2 separate regions of the Homo sapiens genome follow, and region 2 is linked to region 1. Evidence: read pairs that join two places in POLR2A ChIA-PET (ENCODE). Cell type or tissue: GM12878. All regions are shown on one strand.

The links. ChIA-PET counts read pairs that join two places held together with the same protein. Peaks named below come from ENCODE experiments on the same cell type or tissue, not always from the same donor. Only the 100,000 strongest peaks of a DNase experiment are listed, where the experiment ranks them.
Region 2: POLR2A ChIA-PET joins it to region 1 with 5 read pairs; 7 of 35 experiments call an interaction of 5 or more read pairs at or near these places.

What each region holds. Positions count from the first base shown.
Region 1 is chr1:170,538,089-170,540,588 of GRCh38, forward strand. It overlaps GORAB (golgin, RAB6 interacting), which reads left to right. Exons shown (of 5, transcript NM_152281.3): 2 at 1,122-1,479. Among named protein-coding and RNA genes, the nearest start is that of GORAB-AS1, 6.7 kb to the left of the region's middle. In GM12878, no CTCF peak of the experiment used is centred here; a DNase peak (open chromatin) is centred at 1,338.
Region 2 is chr1:170,591,455-170,593,954 of GRCh38, forward strand. No RefSeq gene overlaps it. Among named protein-coding and RNA genes, the nearest start is that of GORAB-AS1, 60 kb to the left of the region's middle. In GM12878, a CTCF peak has its summit at 1,925 (motif pointing left); no DNase peak of the experiment used is centred here.

The DNA.
Region 1 (2,500 bases):
CATATCTCATTTAATTCTTACACCAACTTCATGCATTAAGTAGAGCAGGTTAATTTTCAACCAGCTTGATAGATGAGGAAACTAAGGTATTGAATAAATAATTGACTTACCTGAGGTCACTGAGCTGGGCAGAAGCAAAGCTGGAATTGTGACTCTAGAGCTTTTAACTATACTTTGGGAAATTCAAATAATAAGCTTGTTTTGCTTCAAAAGTCAATATGCCAAATTTGAAAGTCCCATTTGAGTTGTTCATTTACAAGAACTGATAACTTCACTTCCCAGGCATTTAAGAGAGAATGCTATTTATAGATCTTATGAAATATAGTATGAATGTGGGTCAGATTCTCCAATTGTCTGCCCTAAGATGTTAACACTGGCATGGACAGTCCAAAAAGTATAATAGAAGTGTTATTATTTATAACTTTAAAGATATTTCCCCCCAGTTGTTTTATCTTCTATTGCTTTACTGAGGCTACTATTAAAATCAGTTTGAATGCATTGATTAGAGCCTGACTAGGCTTCGGGGAGTACAACCTTGGATTGTTCTGTAGGATGAAAGACAACAATTTAAGGTTAACTAGCATTCCTAGAAATAAGAGACTTCACTCAATTACATGCCTGTTATAGCATCTGAATATGTATCACATATGTACCAAATTGCCCTAAAAGCTGTTAAAATTTAAGAGAGGGTAATCCCATTTGAAAATGCAACCACCATTTTGTTTCAGTAGAGCAGACAGAACCATAAATCAAATTTAAAACCAGATAATTCAGTCACCTCCCTGATTTGGTCAAAATTAGTTGCTTTCTTTTGACAACTATGAAATCAAGTTGAAAAAGAAACTTCACTTTGTGACCTAAGGCCTAACTCACTGATGGACTTTCTCTGAAGATAAATTAAGAGATGGGGCAGTTTCTGTTAAATATTAACATTATGATCTGAAAACTATTGAAACTCTACAGGAAGATGGCTGTTTTTCCCCTAGACTTTCAAGATAGAGAATGGGGTAGGAGAACCACTAGAATTATCAACGTTTAATGTTAATTTTTTATTTTCTTAGAGGAATTATAATTATTTGCTGCCCACACAAAGGAATTTTCCTCTATTTTCTTTTACATAGATCCATTTGAACCACAGCGACGTCTCCCCGCGAAGAAAAGTCGACAACAACTTCAGCGAGAAAAAGCCCTTGTAGAGCAAAGCCAAAAACTTGGGCTTCAAGATGGATCAACCTCATTACTTCCAGAGCAGCTGCTTTCAGCACCAAAACAGAGAGTTAACGTTCAAAAACCACCTTTTTCTTCCCCTACTCTTCCGAGTCATTTCACTCTCACCTCCCCCGTTGGTGATGGACAACCACAGGGCATTGAAAGTCAGCCAAAGGAACTGGGACTTGAGAATTCCCATGATGGTCACAACAATGTTGAGATTCTACCTCCAAAGCCAGATTGCAAATTGGAGAAAAAGAAAGTGGAATTGTTAGTAAGTCTATGTGAAAAGTCCATGAGACTTTTCATTTAACCCGTTTTTTCCCAATGGGCTTTAAGGAAATATAATTTGTTTATTTTAACATTTTCTCTCCTTTATATTCATTCAATCATAGGAATGTGATGTATAAACTATTGAAAAATAGCTACTGCCTAAATATAAGCTGGACACAGGCATTCTGTATGTTTTATGTTCTTTAGTCTTCATAACAGCCTTACAATGCATGTTTATTATTTAAACTTTATACATGAGGTATCTGGGACTCAGAAAAGATGATACCTTTCTAAAGCTAATACACTGCTAGTAAATAGTAGAGATTTACAGATAAGTCTGTCTGGATCCAAAGTTTATGCCTTTTACACTGAGCAGAAGCAGTTCTTTTTTTCTTTCTTTTTTTTTTTTTTTTGAGATGGAGTCTCGCTCTGTTGCCCAGGCTGGAGTGCAATGGCGCAATCACAGCTCAGAAGCAGTTCTTATATGCATAGTGCCTCTGCCCAAATTGACCCCTTTTTTCAACTTCCAGACTATTTCCATTGGCCCAGAAATTGGAACTTGTGGAGAGACGTGAAGGGATGGTCAAAGGAGAGAGTGTAGGAAATTTAGGGGACTAATGATATAACTCAGTTCATCATTAGATTTCTTTTTATTTATTCTTTACTGTCTTTGTATTAGAAACAACCTTCATAATTTAGCTACACTGTTCTTGTGGAAGATGCCATTTTTTGATTTGCAAATTCTTAGAATTTTTTATTTGATAGCTTGTGTTTTAATATATACTCTTATTTCTTTGTTTGCTCCTGATTTATCTCTCACAGAGAAGGAATGACATTTTTCTGTTTTCTCTTTTCTGAGTTCTTTTCAAAGTATCTTTTTTTTTTTCTAATCTCTGACATCTTTTTAATCTCTGCTGATCCAGATTCTATCCTGTGAATTTAAAATGTTTCCTGTCCACTAGGGGTTTACAACTAAGAAATCATTTTGACAAGAGTTATAAAACCACATGAATTATGA
Region 2 (2,500 bases), 53 kb after region 1:
ACAGGCAAACAATAAAAGCTTTAAGAAATGATTGTGTGGGTTTTATTACTATTGACAGTCACTGAGGTATATTTATTTCGGGAGGTAATTGTCAGAAGACTTTCTCCAGAAAGACTTGTTTGTATAATTAAGTGCGTGTTATGCAAGCTTATCTGCTGATCGGCTCCTGCTAGTTATGTAGTTCCCCCAATGCCTCAGAACACAGGAGCAATTAAGAGAAAGGCTCAGGAAGATGGTTTTTCAGTAGTTCATTTGTAAGGGATAAAAAATAAATAAATAAATGAGTGAATATGCCCTGAAAAACAGAGTGTACTAGAATAGGAAATGTCACTAAAAATTAATGAATAAGAACAATAAAGAAAAGTAGAAAACTCTTCATAATCAGTGAGGCAAAAATAGAAAAAAAAATAGAATGGAGCTAATATAGTTTAATTTAGAGTGCAAATTGGGGGATGGGAGGGCAGGAATTTTCTATTTTGTGTACAAAAGATCATTCAATGGGATGGGGCAATCCAATCTAAAAATATATATGATGAAAATGAGGCAAAGTGGAAAATAACAATAAATGGCTACATATGCTCCAGTACCACTGATTTTATTATTTTATTGTGGATTTATGACATAATTCTCCGAGGTGCCTAATTTAAAAATAAGAGTCTTTAGTTCTAAAAGTTCGGTAACATAATTCCAAATCTATACAGCCACAGATGGTTTTCTATCCAAATAAACAACAAAGGCAAATTTACTGTTGCTGCCCTGAACAGTTTTTTTCTTCCAGGCCAGGATGCTTGAAACATACATTTAAAATATTTTTCCATCTTATTTTTAATGACAGACTGACTGCATTGTGACTGAACTAGAGAGGGAAAAATAAACTTTTCTAACTATAAACTATTTTTGTGCCATAAAGAATCATTCAACTCTAAAAGGGAAAAACCCCAATTTAAAAAATATCATTATTATTTTGAAAGGTGTTGGACTGGATTTAATTCTTTTCATTCCCAAATATTGGCATCAGTTCAGTTTTCATTTCACTGAATGCAATTAAAAATGTGGCAAATCCTTGATCAATTTTTTACCCTTAAACAGGGTCAGTTCTGAAGTTGTTGTCACATTTTAATGGGTTCAGACTCAGTTTATGCAAGAGACAATCAAATGTTTGCTTTTAAAAGCCCTATAAAAACTAAGAGCTTTTAACCTTTTGAATGCGTTAATAAAATGCTAATGACATCATGGCCAAGACCACATTTGGAGGTCCCAAAAAATTCCAAATGACTGTTGTGAAAAGAAAACAGAATTTTAATCAAATGATCTGTTATTTTAATGGCCACTTACAAAACAGGAGATTTATTGAGAAGCATAAAGTTTGTTTGCATGAGTGAAGGCAAAGCTTTTAAGAATTACCTTCTGGTTTTCCCCCTCAGTTTCTTGCAACATAATACTACCAAATATTTGTGAATTGTGACTCAAGTCTGCAGTCTTATTTCTCACAGAAAATAAAAGGGAGGCTGGAGGAAAAAAAAAAAAAAAGTGGTGCCAATTTGTCTGCCCAGGCTCTGATTATTGGATGCAGAATTTTTTTTTTTCTTTCAGGAGAGAAGGATTTGGTGGGAATGTTTCTCCCTTCAGGGTGAGATATCTGATATCCATCCCGAGACCAGTCATAAGGCCAAACTTTCATGCAAAACTGCACGAGGGGAAAAAAATTAAGCTTTGGGTAAAATTCTCATCTGAATTTGCAGCAGATCTCTAGTTTCCGCTGGGCAATTATGGCTCTTTTTACCATTTCTGATTGCAAAACACATTGATTATTTTTAAAAGTTATTTCAGATAACTTGAGAACCTTCTATTCTTATCCCCTTCCCCCAACTCTTCCTCCTCTTTGAGTCTCTGTTCCTCATTTCTTTCTCTCCTGTCTAGAAGTGCTATCCAGTGACCCCTGGTGCTGATTAAAGTTTCTCGGGTGACCCCTGAATGCATTTTATTACACTGGCTGATCATAAAACCTGCTTAAACTGCTGGCTTATCCAAACCCCTTCTTCTGTGGAAAGCCCCATAGTCAGTCTAACCTCAGACTGGGAAAACACGAACAAGCAAACCAAGGAAGGGCAGAGAAGGCTTGGAGACAATCTTTGTCAATATCAGGGAGCACCCTGGCAGATGGGAAGAAAAAACTTAGACAGACACTTGGCAAACGTCCTGGAAGAAGTCAATTTAGTACTAATGTAGGTGTAGGTGGGACATGACATGGAAAAGTAGAAACACAGGGAAATAGGTGTTCTGTTCTTTTCGTAAAATGGATATCACAACATTGAAATAGCTCACAAAGTGAAAGTAAGGCATAACTAACACAGATTAGCATAAGGCATCTTTGGAAACAATGTACTCCTAAGATGAATACCAGAAAAACATTTGCTTGGCTTCTGGAAGCAACATGAGGTGACTAAAAGCCTTAGTATATTTATGTATTTACTATATCTTGGTAAAAAAAATGCATTAT